2 separate regions of the Homo sapiens genome follow, and region 1 is linked to region 2. The links are chromatin loops, found by intact Hi-C in ENCODE. Cell type or tissue: B cell. All regions are shown on one strand.

Evidence for each region. A loop is a pair of places that touch in the nucleus more often than their neighbours do. Peaks named below come from ENCODE experiments on the same cell type or tissue, not always from the same donor. Only the 100,000 strongest peaks of a DNase experiment are listed, where the experiment ranks them.
Region 1: it touches region 2 in a loop (25-fold over the local background); 4 of 110 quality-filtered maps call a loop at or near these places.

What each region holds. Positions count from the first base shown.
Region 1 is chr1:175,704,458-175,712,457 of GRCh38, forward strand. The region is part of intron 1 of TNR (tenascin R); the gene reads right to left. Among named protein-coding and RNA genes, the nearest start is that of TNR, 35 kb to the right of the region's middle. In B cell, no CTCF peak of the experiment used is centred here; a DNase peak (open chromatin) is centred at 4,524.
Region 2 is chr1:175,477,924-175,485,923 of GRCh38, forward strand. All of the region lies in intron 2 of TNR (tenascin R), which reads right to left. Among named protein-coding and RNA genes, the nearest start is that of TNR, 260 kb to the right of the region's middle. In B cell, CTCF peaks have their summits at 3,400 and 3,599; a DNase peak (open chromatin) is centred at 3,398; H3K27me3 peaks cover 338 bases.

The sequences.
Region 1 (8,000 bases), 230 kb after region 2:
AAAAAGAAGGGAAACAAAATTAGGTAGATATTCTGTGTGAAGTCAAGCAGTACCCCATTGCTGGAAGTCGGCCCTGATCTGCCAGGAGAGAAGGTAATTCCCCCACCTCCTCCTTCCCCCTTTCTCCAGTCAACAGCCCTCCAGAGATGCTTTCCCCAATGGGGAGGAGCAGGGGAGGTGATGCAGAAGGAGAAGAAAGGGTCATAAAAAGTAGAATCTCCTAATGGCTTGTATTTTTGCTGCAGCAGCTCCTCCTTCAAAGAGCTGCCATGCACCTGGAGGGAGCTTGATTTCCTTCTGAGAATATGCCTTTCAAGTAGATTAAAAACTATTTTCATGAGTTGCGGCTGTTTACATGCAAACCTGTCATTCAGATGATGTGTGCCTTCACAGACGCCCACAGAGGCTTATCAACGGCTCCCTTCTTTTTCGGGATAATTTCCTTTAAGTTCCTATGCAGTGTGTCTGGGCAGGGGAGGGAAGTGAGGGGACGGGGGATGTTTTGTTTCCTCAGCAAGGTGAAAACAGAGATGCAAAGAAGATAATGGAGGTGGGGCCAGAGCAAGAGTCCAGAGTCTCCTTCAGCTGGGCTAAGGGCAGGAAGGTCTCAAACGTGAGCGCCTGGTGTGAGCTCTCCTTGACACAGGCAAGTCTCACCCTTGCCTGCAGATATGACAACTTCCCATAGCACCTGGTTCCTGCCTCCCATTCTTCAGTATTGAGGCCATGGTCTCAGAGATAGAAAGACTTTTTCTAGAAAAGAGCAGGCTGACTTCAGGAAATTGAAGGAGGTATAATAAAGCCTTGAACTCAGCCACTGTAAACCCCAAATTCTAGAATAAATTTTAAAATGTATGCTGAATTGAATTTTAGTTTTTTTCTTTTGTCAAAAATTAAAAAGGAAGAAAGACATTAAAAAGCCACTGTGATCTAGAAGCCACATTGTTTTCTAAGGCTTATGAAATTAAATGTAAGTGTTCTCTACATTGAAGATTGATCTAAATTCTAGAAAGATAAAGATATGGTTTATGAGCCTTTGGAAAGAAAAAGTTGGTGCATTCAAAGCAGCATAAGACAAAAATAGATGCCAAACCAATGGTGTGTATGTGTGATGTGTGTACCTATGTATGTGTGTATGTGTGTGTGTGCGTGCGTGTGTGTGTATTTGGCTGAAGTAGTTATACTGGTCTTAGGTAAATGCCATATTATAAAATGTCCATACCAGATGCCATGGATCCCATGTGTCTTGATTTCAGCAAGACTTTTAAAATAATGTCTCCTGAACAAAATGGAAAAGCATGGTCAGGATATTAACAAATATAAGCCGACAACAACATTGCCCCAAGATTATAACTTTTATAAATCTAGGTTTCTTCATGTATATAACAAAAAAGTTGAATTAGATATCCACTAAGTTCTTTTCCACTTCTTCAGCCTGTGATTGTATTACTTCAAGGAAGTTCTCAAAAGATATTTCCCAAGATTTTTCAAGGCCCAGTCCTGACTTGTGTAAAAATGTAGGAGATGTGCTTACACAGCCAGAGAAGACAACAAGGGGAAGTCCACTTATGGCCTAGGGGATAGAGTCAGCATTCAAAGTTACCCACTCTACCCCCGCCAACCCCCCACCAAAATCAATAACACCATAGTTTGACATCAATGAGATAAAATGTAACAGAATAAAGTTTTGATTTAAAAAACTCATTCCATAAAGTCCACGTATCAGAGATCTATCTTGATAGTGGTTCGGATAAAGAAGTCACAGGGATTTAATTAACTTTAAATTAAGCACCAAATATCAGAATGCTATGTGTCAAGCCTGGGTGCAAAGGAGGACTTGGTACAGGCTAGGCTGTATTAATAAAACTTAGGGTCCAAATCAAACAGCATCATTACCCCCACTCCATATTCTACCCTGAATTTGGAGTATTGGGCACCACCCATTGAGAAGGACATTAACAAGCCAGAAAGTATCCAGAGAAGAGGAAAAGATGACAGGAAGGCATCTTAAAGGTGTGTGGTAAGGACCAAGGTCTCATCTGGCCACGTCCACCCACTGGTCTCCTTGCTGTCACCCTTTCCACCCAGCTGAGCTCTTTCCCAGCATCTGTTCAGCATGGATGCCAGTTCTTGCTTGAAAAAACAGGATAGAAACATACCATCTCCCGAGGGAACCACCTTCTGATGGGCCTATTGCAGATTTCTTCCTTACCCTGAATGGAAATCTCATTCCCTATGACCCTTCCATTCACTGGCCCAGATTCTAACACTCTGGGCCCGTGCAGGTAAAATCTAATTCCCCTTCTACATAAACAGCCCTTCAAATAAGCCAAGAGGAGAGATAGTCACCACCTCCTTACCCCCAAAAAAACCCTTCCAAGTAAAACTGGTCTGTTTTGAAAGGTGAATCCGCAAGAAGTTGTAGCTTTCTGTCCTCCATGTGTCCTGGAGGTCCTGGAGATAAGGCCTGACTGGGATTCTTACCCCCTTGCACAGGTCAGAAGCAACCATGAGTGGTGAGAAGCTTACGGTGATATGACCTCATTGGTATTGCATCTGGCCTGTCATCCAGGGCCTACAGTCTTAGAAATTGGAGTGATGACTCCTAAATGTGACTTTTCTGATACATTAGGGTATTTCTAGTTTACACAAAATTCTCAAAACACTATTTTATCTCACATTAATTTCAAAAATAGACATATGCCCTAGAGCACTTTAAAAGCACTATCAAAATTCCAGGTCTCAATTCCAAACAAGCAGAAATCATTGGCTCATTTTGCCATTTTTCTAGTCTAAAATACCTTAATAATCTTACATTTTCTTAATATACTCTGAATGTTATGTGGATTCCTATTCTATATCTGACAGCCATTTATATATTTTTAAATTCTGCTGCTGGTATTACTACAAACTTCCATTTTTCTGATATTTATTTGAGTGCCTGTTTTGTGCATGATACCTTGAAATACATGACAAACAAAAACAAAATCAAAAATCCATAGTAAATTTGTTCAGACCGTGGTATGAAATGAAATCCCAAATTTATAAAGAAACACTGAGCTACAAACTGTCCAAAAGGTAGTTTGGCTGATCTGCCTTTAGAGGGTACAGAATTGGAACTCATCCTCCACCAACCCCATTTTTTCACAGGCCTAAAAAAGACCAGGAAGTGCTGCTGGGGTGTCCTCACTGATATTTTATAGCCTCTTTTTAAAACCCAACTTGTTCAAAGTAAATAAAATGTTGCTTGTGTAAGTAATTAATCAGAAATTATTCGGAAGGTTTATTATGAGGCCAATAGTAGGCAATCTCCTGAGGCACTCAGCAAACTCTCTCTCTCAGTAAATAATTATTTAAGTTAAAATTATTTACTAAATTAAGTCGTTCCTTTTGTGATATCTCTGAGACTTCAAGTAATTGCCTAGGTTTGCTTTAGTTTGGTGTTTTATAAAGAAAAAACAGGGCTACATAATGAATTAACTGTGCAATTAACTATAAATTTAGCACTTCAGAAACACATTTTAATGACTAGGAACAGGTACAAAGAGCCATGTGTGTGTTTGTGTGTGTGTGTGTGTGTGTGTGTGTGTGTGTGTGTGTGTATTTAAACCTAGGTGTAATTTTCCATCTTAATGCAGCAAGGCTGGGAAAATGTTAGCACAGCATAACTTATTACTTGCCATTTACAGAGAGTCAGTAACATAGAAAGCCCAATTTAGGCAGAGCCATAGCCACAGGCCTCTGCCCTGGGCTCATGGTGAGAACTGCTTTGGCCTTGAGGCAGGGCCACCTCCTTCCTTTCTCTGTTGAGCTCCCACCAAAAGGACAGGCTCTCCAGGAGAAGCCTTCCCTGAACCCTCCTGGGGTTTGGAGAATAATGATCTGATGCCTAGAGCTTCCTCCCTTTCTCCAAACCAAGACTCTTCCTTGTTATAATTATGAAGAGAGAAATGATGAAAAGTAGGGTCTGGGTTAATGAAAGCCTGAATTCATCTCATCAAACGTCTGTACCATGCAAGAGTATATCCTCGCACTTTATGATTTTCCACACACTTTTGGGTTTATAGTTTTGTAACGGGAAGGAAGCATCCACCATGTGCCAAGCACTTGGCTTCCTTCCACAATGCATGGAAGGATCGTGGAAATAAAAGGATGTGCCTCTGTGCGTGGAGACAGACATCTACCTCCTGACCAGTCGTCAAGACTGGCCACTGCGATGCTGACAGACAAATGAACCATGGACTTGGTGGTGAGATGATACAGGGAACACACTTCGGGCCTTAAGAAGGAAATCTTACAGCCACCAACCAACCATTTCAGACAAATGGAGTCTGAGTCCATTTTGGAAGAACTTTACAGGAGGAAATTCTACTTGCATTTTCAATTGTTCAAGTTACTTACAGCTAATCAATCTGTGATATCGTCAAGCACTATGAGCCAGCTCTGGAGGGGAAAAGGAGCTTACAGTCTCATAGAGACATGAGATATAAACAAATATCTCATTATGCACACAAGCACCCCCACGTGGCGAGCATGTTATATCATGTAATCCTCACGACAGCTCCATGATATTGGTGTGGTGAGTGTCGCCTCACTGGGGGAAGATGAAGGCCTTTCCATGAGATGACCTCTGCCTACACAGATGGATCTTTGCTGTTGCCTTCTATTTGTTCAGTGCTCCCCAATGAAGGTGATATACAGGGCCTCCTCCACTTCTCCATCTCTTGCTTCCTGTGGAGGGATGCCAAAAGGACTCACAATGTGTGGAATGTGACGATATGCCTTGTGTGTAGCTTCTTTGTAATACAGCCAAAATTGGGCTTCCTCCCTTGCTTTCACACACACACACATACACACACACACACACACACACACACACACACACGCACTTCCAACAAGGAGAAATCAGGAATTTATTCAAAATGCTGTCTAGGGCACATTCTCTACCTTTGCTTCAAACATAAGACCAAAGTTCAAATGAGCTCCCCAAATCCCCCATTTATTAATTAGGTTTCTGTAGTTAGTTGCTTTGGTACAATTGCTAAAGGCAGGGAAGTAAAACACATGTGTTGTAAAAAGAAATCATTTTGCCAACAAGAGTTAAAACAGAAAAGTTTGGATCTTCACCCTATGCAGACACATTAGTTAGCCAGAATGCTCATTCCCCTAACAGGCCAAACAATTAAGGCCTCACATGCTCAGTGACATCTCTTTTTGCTCCTAGACATCGTGTTGTGGTACACAAACTTGCTTTCTGTTCCCATGCCAACTCCAAAGCCTTTTGCTCAGCCCTTCTTGGCCTCTTCGCAGCATTTGATCCTACTGAGCACCCTACTGCTTCATTCAACAACATCCCTAGTACCTCCCATATGCCAGGCACTCTGCTTGGTGTTCAGACATGATCTCCATCCTCAAAGAGCTCAAGGACTATCAGGTGAGGCCAACATTGCTGAAACTCACTCTAATGCAAAGTGAGGATGAGACAGATGTGGGTCAAGATTACAGTGGCAAGGCTTCGAAGCCACGTTAGGGATTTGGTAGATTATTCTAAGAACAATGAGATACTATTGATGGGTTTTCATAGGAAAAAGTATGATTCGACTTGCATTATTCGAGGGTCACTTAGGTTATGTTAAAATAAGTAAATAAAACACCATTAGAGTGAATGGATTGGAGCATGACAAGAGGAGCCCCTGGAAGATCACTCAGGGAGCTACTGACATTGTCTAGGAAAGAGAGGATGGCTGCCAGGCCTAGAGTGATGGCAAAGGAGAGAGAAAGTCATGGAGGACATGGGGAGTGCGTAGACATGGGAAGGGAGGGACCTGAGATGGTTTCCTAGCTCCTGGCTGGACAGTGAAGCCTTCCCTGAGCTGTGGGCATGGAGCAGGCTGTAAAGGGTGGGGATGTTGATTTCTGTCCTGCTTATGTTGGGCATGAGGTCCCTGTGAGGTCTCCCAGGGGAGCTTCTAAAAAGCGTCTATAGCTCAGTGACCTGCACTGGAGTGACATATTTGGGAGTTCTGGCCCTACGGTTGATAGCTGAAGCCATGGGAATGGCTGAGATCACCTTGGGAGAGAGTGCAGAGTGCCAAGTGAAGAGGCCCTCAGTACAGAGCCCTCCAGACAGCCCTCTTAAGTCCCACCAGTTACCCAGCCCTATCAACAATTATTCCCTTAGCAGTTTCCTCAATCTGTCCCCCTTTCCTTCCCACTTCCACTCTCCAAGCTTAGGCCCTAACCACTTTTTTAAAATGACTGCAACAGTCTGGTCTCAGGAGTCTCACTCACTCCCTTCTATTTACCTTTCTCATCATTGCCAAACTAATTTTCCTAATGCTTGGCTCCTGTCATGTTGTTTTTCTCCTTCAAAACCTTCACAGTCTTCTCATTTCCTGCACAATAAAGCATAATTAGTTCACCCGGATGCAGAGCCTTCCATACGATGGGCTAGCTGACACAGGCGTGCCTTTGCTGCTGTCCTCTACCTGTTCTGTGCTCCCCATCAAAGGTGATATACGGCACCTCCTCCACTTCTACACCTCTTACCTGCTAAGGAGGAATGCTGAAAGGACTCATGATGTGTGAAATAAGAGGATGTGCCTCTGTATGGGGAGACAAACATCTACCTTCTGACATTGGTTTCTCCCTAGTCTTTAAAACAGGCAATACACACAAGAAATAAGTAGACTATATACTATGCCAGAGGGTGATTAGTGCTGTGTAGAAAGACAGAGCCAAGTAGGAGACTGGGAGTGCTGGGGGTGTGATTTGCTGTAAGTTCACCAGGGCAGGCTTCACCATGAAGGTGCCATTTGAGCAAGACTTGGGGAGATGAGGGCTGAAGCATCTCACCCTGGGGGAAAGAGTGTTTCTGGCAGAGGGACACCAAGTGCAAAGCCCTAGGCAGGAGCATGCCTGCCACATTCAAGGAACAGGAAGGAGGCCAGTGTGGCAGGAGTGGAGTGAGAGAGGGTGCAGGCAATGGGAGATGATAAGAGGCGTAATAGCAGGAAGGAGTCAGATGGAGCAGCACCCGGATTGCCCCAGTGGAAGATTCGGGGCAGGGGAGTGATTTAACTTCTGCCATAAAAGCAGCCCTCTGGCTGCTGCAGGAGAATAAGCCACAAAGGGTGAGGGCAGGAGCGAGGGACTGGGGAGAAGGCTAGTGCAGTAGCCCAGGCAGAGGACTGTGGCCGGGCCCAGGACAACAGAAGCACTGAGAGAGGTGGTGGGAGGGGCTGAATTCTGAATAGATCTCACAGACGTGGAAACAGGACTTAAAGATGGAACGAATGGGGATCCATGAGAGAGTGAGAGCAGTCGAGGTTTTTGGTATGAGCTCCTGGGAGGAAGGGATTGTTATCTGAGTTGGGAAATTGTCATTTGAGTTGTGGGCAGGGCATGTTTGGGGGATAGAATATAAGTTCAGTTTTGAACTTGCTAAATGTGTGATGTACATTAGACATTCAGGTGAAAATGCTGTGTGGCCAGTTATGTACATGAATCTGCAGTTCAGGAGAAAGATCGGTGCTGCAGATAGAAATTTGGGTTCAGATGATAAAGACTTTCCTCTATAATAACAATAATAAAAACTACTCTCCCCTCTTCTCATCACTGCCATCATCTCTACCCCACTATTGATAACTGCTATGTGCCAGGCACTGTGCTAATTATTTTACTCATATTACCTCATTTGCTTCTCATAACAACCCCATGAAGCAGCTACCAGAATTCTCATTTTCACAGATGAGGCATCTTAGGCTTTGAGAACTTGCGTATCTTGCCCAAGCTCACACAGCTGGAAAGAACTTCATGCTCATGCAGTGAAGAGCCATTAAAAAAATTGAGAATAACACCATCAAATGTTCACTTTAGATGAATTGCTCTGAGGATAGCATAGCAGCTAGAATAGGATGGTTTGAGACCAGTGAGGAGACCACTGCAATAACTCAAGAGTCCAAGCAAGAGGTGACATAAGACGAACTCAGGCTGTGGCT
Region 2 (8,000 bases):
CTTTGCAAAGTAAGTGCTTAATCTCCAGCTGGCTTCTTTTGCCACCCAACATGCTTCTGGGTGGCTCACTGCCTACACTGTCACTTGCTGGGCGCTCAAAGAATGCAAATTCACTTGGGCAAAGCATAATAGAGAAATTAAATATGCTGCAAATAGAGGGGCACACATTTTATTCTCAACTAAAAATAAACCATTTGGGGTTATGTGTAATTGCTCTCTTGGATTTTTCACTCCATTGGCATTTCTCTTTAGAGTGGATAATTAGAAACTCCCAGTTTAATTTCTATACACAGTCCTACACAGTTTTCAAGTGAGAAAACTTGCACCAACTTTCAATATGTGTGCATATATTGTCCACATGGAGCAACATTAGTATGGGAGGAAGAGAAGAAGGAAGAGGAATGGAGCAGGCAGGACTTGGATGAATTTAGAAAGAAAGCAGAGTGCAATCGAGGGCAGAAATGCAGTGCAAGCCAGACACTGATTCATGGTCTGACCTTGGACAAAATTACCCCAGCTCTCTGTGCATCCACTTCTCTGTCTGATTATGTGCTTTGTAAACATTCAATCACCTTTGAGGTGTGGTTCAAGAGATAGGGCAGAGGCTACCCTGGGGATCATTTCTGTGTCTGTGAATGAATTCTATCCAGCCCAGCCTCCTCTGGGGACACCTAGCCTCCCTACATTAAAAAAAAAAAATCCACTAGCTGCACTTTCCTTCAGACAGCCTCCAGGGCGATGCTGTACGAAAGGAGGGACAATCCATGCCTGGCTCAGTTTCCTGCCACTGAGGAAAAGGAGATCAGGGGACCTTGTTTATATAAAAAGATAATGTGGCTGCCTCCCTGTGGTAAGACCTGCTCTTGTTTTTTCCAGAAATTGTGCTTAAGCTGTCAGCATTCTCTTATTAAATTCTACTTATGATCACTGGCAATTAGGCCAGTGGGGCTCATACTATACAAATGCAGACATTAAAAGGAAATAGGACTTTAGACTATGGTTACAGGCTAGTAAATCCTGGGGCATATGGGTTACATTAGTCTGTGTACTCTTACCATTTACCTTTTCAAAGCCCTTTAAATATATTACCTTATTTCATCTTTACAATAGGTGCTTGACACTATTACCTCCATTTGACAGGTAGAAAAAATTAAGGTTTAGAAGAGTTCAAAAAATTCCTCAAGATTACACACAAGGTAGTGCTGGGATTCAAACCATGGGAAATTTGTTCTCAATCTCTGGCAAGATTTCACCCCATGTTGACTCTCTGGCTCCCTAAATGGTTGCCCAATTGCCCCCTCCTTTGAGATGGGAAAGACACTCTCTCCACTGATGGTCTAACTCTGGTTTCCTTGAGCAATTTGGGACAACTATTTTTCTAGCATTGGGTTAGAATACATTCAGAGGGCCCTCCCAGGGGTTCCCTGACAAGTTTCCCCCCACCAACAATGCGGTATTCCCAGGGAGAGCCTGACTTGCTTCAGTCTCTTCCATCTTCAGATGATTAGGCTGCTCATGTGTGGACTCTCCAAGTGGGTGGGGTAGACTTCACCTTGTTCTCCTCCCTAGGGATTTTAATCCTGGTGACCTATCACCTCAAACTCAGCTCCCTAAATTCTCAAGTTTTCCATGAGCCCCATCAGCAATTTTTGTGCCTAGGTCTCCTGGCTGAACGTGGCAGCCAGAGTTCTGAGGTTTATATTCAGATCGGCCCCACGTACTGCCTTGACGTCAAGCTAAAATAACAGCACTGCTTGGCTACTCACTGATTACTCACTCACAGAGGCAACTGAATCCTCAATCTGATATGTGGGCTTCTGAAGATCTTATCATGTCCCTCTGATATGCTTTGTGGCTAGTAGGTTCCTTCGAAAAACCTCCCAGCTGCTGTGGGTAGCCGCATTTTCCAGTTACTTCTGAGCCAAGCTAATGAGGCATGCTAATTTTGGAAAATGCATAACCATCCACTAATCTACCTCAAATCTCCAGGAATAGAATTCTGGAGAGATTCTAGATAAATACTAAGAAGTAGCTCCTGTCTTCATGTTCCTCAGAAGGTGCAAGGTCAGGTGGTGATACCAGCCAAGTAGGAGAAGGAGCAGAGGGAGGAGAGGCAGGAATGACCACAGGGACTTGTCTGCCCATGTACACTAATGAGGCCTTCCTCCCAGACTCAGAACTGACGGTGACCTAAGGACTCCTCCTACATGTCTCTGGACTGATCCTTGGCTCCATTCTCCAGCTGCATAGTCAGGAGCTTGGATGTGCCCTGAATCCTGTGCTCACTGCAGGACAGCTGCATAAAGTTGAGAAGGCAGCACCAACAAGTGGCTCAGGGAATGTGATGAGCAGAGGGAGGGCTGGACATAGTAAAAAAAAAATGAGGAAGAAAGAAAGAGAGAGAGAGAGAAGGAAGGAAGGAAGGAGAGAGAAAGAAAGAGGGAGAGAGAAAAAAGGAAAGAGAAGAAAGAAAGAAAGAAAAAAGAAAGAAAGAAAAAAGAAAGAAAGAAAGAAAGAAAGAGAAAGAAAGAAAGAAAAGAAAAAAAGAAAAGAAAAGAAAAAGAGGTAGAGGTCGAGTTTGCCCTGCTGTTTCCACAGTCTCATTTATAGCCTATTCCTTCTCTCTGGTCATAATGACTTGACTCATGTTTACTGACTGCTAACATTATGCCCAGCGTCGTGCTAAGTATTTTACATGACATTCATGGCTCAGTTCCCACACGCTATGTGAGGATTTTAGAGGAAAGTTTACAGACGTTAAGAGGCTCACCTGAAATCGGATGCTAGTAAATGAGAGAGGCCAGATTTGAATTCAGAACATATCCTCCAAAGCCACTATTCATACTGCCTTTTTTTCTGACCTCCCTCTTTTCTCCAAGTGCCTAATGGCTTAAATTCCCCCCTGCCTTTTTTAGCTCTTTGAGTCTCATTGTACTACCTCATGTTAGAAGCATATCCTAGATCACTTCTTATCCCTTTTATTAATTAAAACTTACATGGTTCTGTATTTATTCACCCAAAGGTTGCCTTTTTCTGACAGAATAAACTAATTCCTACTAAAGTGTTAATGACTACCAAGGAGTAATCTGTAACTTTGAACTGAAAACCTTCTGCGTTGTCACTGTGGATTAGCATGCTTTAAGACCAAGGAGACATAAATTTGTACATTTCAGGCATTGTCTGGACCAGCGAGAGAGAAAATGTGGGGTTAGGGAAAGGTGATTGGGGCATTCATCCTTGCACCCTGTGAATAGCCTTATCTTATAGTAAATGCTCAATAAATGTTTGCTGAAAAATTACTGATTGATGAATGAGTGAACAAATGAATGAATGAATGTGAATTATCTAGACGAGATTTAAGTATGTGGTAATACTATGTCTGGTCGGTAGAGGCCACTGTTAACATTTTCCAACATCTGTACCTGAAAGGAGAGCCTGGGGTATGGGAAATTCTCAGTCATCCTAAAAGTTGATTTTGGGCGTAAGATTCTGAGATGAGTTCCAGTGTGCTCCCTTCCATCAGTAAGACCCTCGTTGGAGGAATTTTCTGGTACAGACAAGGGATTATCCCCTCTGCTGCTTGGAGAGGACAGGACACTTTCCCAGCCCGTGGATGGCCAATGCAGCTGAGGTGTCCACAACACAGTAGAATGAGACACAGCCTCGGCAGAATAATCAGAGCAGAAACCTGATCAGACTACATGCTTGTGGCTGACTTGGAAAAGAAGGTGGTGGGTGGGCCCATGGAGGGATTGACCATTGGCTAAATGTTGGGTTTTGCTTTTTTGTGTGCCTTTCTGATGGTAGCACTACTAGAAGACAGTATTCCAGGTCATCCTCAAGGTCCAGCCTTACTCTGGTATCCTGAATAGGAACTTGGGAATCTAGATTGACGCAGAACTTTTCTCTAAGAACAAGCACACACGTCTGCCCAGAAAGCACTGTCCTGCTGCCTCCTGCTGGAAGTTGGGAACCATATCTGTTCTGGTTGTCATTCCTCTGTACCAGACCCAACTGAATAGTGTCTAAGGGTTGCCTCTTCTGTGAAGCCCACCTGATGCACTCAGCCTCCACAACCACACCCTGCCTCGTGTTGTCACACTACACACCAACCGTGAGGGGTCAGTTAATTGTCATGTTCTGGAAATGTAAGCTGTGAGTTCAAGAGCAGACACAGTTTTCTTTTATCTTTAGGTATTAGCAACTGGCACAAGAACAAGCACAGAGTCCTTGATAAATGTTTGTTGAATGAAAGAACGAGTGAATGAAGTCCACTAGGCTGCACTGTGGTGATCCAAATCAGCTTCCAAGATGACCGCATTAATCAGACCTATTTAACTGTCATATTATTTATGTCACATGGATACAGGAAAGTGAAAAAAATGAAAACAGCTCTTCCCAGACTTTGCCTTTGTGGCCTGGCTAGGAGACCGGAAGGGATAAAACTTTTCTTGCTGAACATAATGAACCAGAGTTAATTTTATCCATGTTAGTTTTGGGCTCTTGCACACACAACAGGAGACCCTTAATGGCCATCCAAGTTGTATCTTATTAAATTTAAAAAGATAAAATGAATCGCAGGAACCATAAGCTCATATGCTACCACAGGCCAAAGAGGAACATGCTGATTAAAGTTTACTCAGCAAAGAACAGTAACATTCTGTATCCCAGGCATATGAAAACAAATGTACACTGAGAAGACGCCCTAAGAAGGTGAACATCCAGCCTGGCACTTCATAATTATCAATTGAGTATATTAATATGAATGAATTAACTGGCTAGAAACAATCCAATAAATTAAGGCATTAAGACCCCTCTACTCCCTTTGTGATTGATTACAGGAGCCAAACTCACTCAAATTTCTCTAAGTTTCTATAAAATGTGAGGCTTGTACTAAGAGAGCAGAAATTCAAGCCTGTCACCCTCCCTGGGCTTTGTCTGTGCACTAGCACAATCAGGAGTGGTACCAAGACCTCACCCAATGGAAACCTCACCTGGTGGGCGCTCCTGGGGAAGTCTGCCATTCCATTTTGCAGATCAAAGTGTGTCTTGTATGAAATGGGAAGAGGGGTTGAGCAATTCCTCCAAACTGAATTAGGGATTGCCTGCAACTCAACTCACTGGGGACTCATTTCAAGTCAGCTCCCTAAACATTTGTAAAACACTTTGTGTAAGCAAGGAGCTGTGCCAGGCGCCAGTGGTAAACAGATGAATGAACAGGCTCCAGTCCATGCCTTCAAAGGCCCTGTAGCCTACCGGGAAAGACAGTCTAGTCAAGAGATGGTTAAGACATCAGGTGTGGTAACTGCTATGAGAGAGGTGCAGTGAGGGCCTAGGGAAAGGGATGCCTGACCTGCCTGGGCTCAGCAAGAGAGGTTAGTGGAGGAAAGGTTTTCAGGAGCAGAAGGAGAGGACATGGAATCTGGAATGAATCTTAGGGTGAGTTCAAAGTGTATATCAAAGGCACTGTAAGAGCAGGTGGGGCAGGGACAGGAAACATGTCCCAGCAAGGGCTCCTTACCTGTAAAAGAATGGAGGCCTCTTCACAGACCTGCAAGCACTTCAGTATGGCTGGAACATGATGGAAAGACAGGAGAGTGAGTAAGAAAATGGGCACTGTGTAAATACAAGCCAGAAGGAAAAGGGCCTGGATGTTAGGAGTTTGCAATTGATCCTGAAGAGGAGAGAGAGACACTGAGCGATTCCATGACAGATGGGAAACGAGGCTGCTATTGGATTTGATCCTTCATATGCAGGTTAGAGATGAGTTATCAGGATGTCGGGCCTTGAAGGGCTCAAAACCAAACCCCAAGGGAGCCAGATGGTGGGGGCTGGGAACTACACGTTTGAGTTGCAGTCCAGGCTCTGTGGCTGAGCATCTCTGAGGCTAGAGGGCTCTTGGAGGCTAGCCTTTTGGTTTGTGTTTCACTCTGCCAGGTGCACTGTCACCTACCCCTCTTGCTGCCCATGCCACACACACACATGACTGTCTTGGGACTCTTCTGCAAGATTTCCATGGTTCCAGCACTACCCTAACCCTCACATCGTGGTGCTGGCCAGTTCACTTGTCCATATGCCCCCGCTGCACTGTGAGCTCCTTGTGGACAAGAACGTTGTTTGCCTTATTCAACACTGTGTCCCTGGTGCCTAGCACTGTGCAGTGCACACAGAAGGTGCACAATAAATAATTGTTCAATTGTATGAATGGAAGTCAGATGGATAAAAGGTCACTTAACCTCTCATGCCTTTATTTACTTACTGGGAAAATGAAAACCATCTCTATGCTAATTTTCAATAATGAAACTCTCCATTCCAACCATCCGCAATTCCTAAATGTGTTACTTTTCCTCTCTCCCACCCCACATATTTTTTTATCCTCTTCCTCCTTTTCTGTCTACACTCCCACTCTTCCTCTTTCCCTTTCTGTGATTCTTGCTGTGTTTCTGCTGGTCATGTATTATGTTCCAGTTCTTCACTTTACCTTGGCTTTCTTATTTACTAAATTTCCTTCCCTTACCTTTCCACTCTTTCCTTTTGCAGTCCACTCTTTCCTTTTGCAGTCCACCCTCCCCTGGCCTGTGTCTTGTTTCCTGCCTCTCCTAGTCTTTCTCTCTCTCTCTCTCTCTGAGTCTTCTCTGTTTCTTTACATTTATTCCTCCTTCCCTTCCTCAATTGTTTTTGTTCTCATGAAATTTCTACTAACCTAATTTCATGTTTGGCTTTTTGCTCCTGGCGTTTGGTTCTAACTGACCTCCAGACTCTTTTCTCTATTTATTCTGAACAGAACAAATTGGTGACGATAATGGTACTGATGCTATTTCAGCAAAGAAAGGAATAAAGATGCAGAGATGTCTTTGAGGGGACTGGCAGGTCAGCTGTGGATGGAAGAAGGAACACCACTTAGTTCATCACTGAGAATAACCTGTCCTTCGATAGAGCTTCAGAGAGTTTGTGAGCATATGATGAGCATCTAGAACTGTTCCTTCCAGAAAATAACGTATCAGAAGGCAGAAAAATAATTATGTTTCCCTCAATGATCCCAGCAAAGAAGTTTGCTCTCCTAAAGGACCTCAAGGCACTCATAAAACTAAGAAAACTGAGTTAAGTGCTTTTTATTAAACCATTAAGAGATTTTATTCAGCTAAGACAAATGTCTTCACTGAAGGATACAGAGTTTGATAGTATAGAAAATACCCAGATGAAAATGTGTCTGAATAAATTAGACTGATGCATTTGGCATTTCAGTCTCCAAGTGTCTGATTCCCTTCAGCCCCAGTCTGCTGGCCAACCAAAAAATCTCTGATGGTGGATTCACTGAGTCCACCATTAGGCATAAGGGAGCAGGCACAAGAGAGCTTGACAGCACTGGAAGTTTCCCCCAAACTGTAAACAGCTTTGAGGACAAAGACGTAAGTAGCAAAGAATGCATTTTCTTTCTTTGATAGCCATTGGCTCCCAGATCTCCCTGACTTTATCCCTTTCAGAGACCAAGCAATAGACCAAGGAGCACACAGGACATTGGCAAGGAGAAAGGGTTTGGGGTGGGGTGGGCACAGTCAGAGATAGGAGAACTTACATCCAATTTCAGGGTCCTCAAATTTCTGGTCTGCCCCTAAATACGTAGAAGGTGTGGACTTAGAGGAGATAAATTTAAAGGCAGATGAATTTAAAGACACTCACTCCCAGCTTTTCCTGCCACACATGCTGGATCCTTTATCATCCTAGAAAAGATTCTTCTGGGGATATCACAGCTCTCCCCCCACTTTTCAAGACAGAAAAGGAACTGGCCATGGGAATCTTGTGTGCCAAGGGATTTAGTATAATGTTTATTTATATAGAATAAAATTGAGCCAGGCACGGCGAGCTTGCAATGGCTCAGACTAAATAATAGTAATAGCTAACATTTATTGGGTATTTACCATGTGTCAGGCACCATGCCAAGCATTTTACATATAATTTTTTATTTTGTTCTCACAACAGTTCATGAGGAACGTATTGTC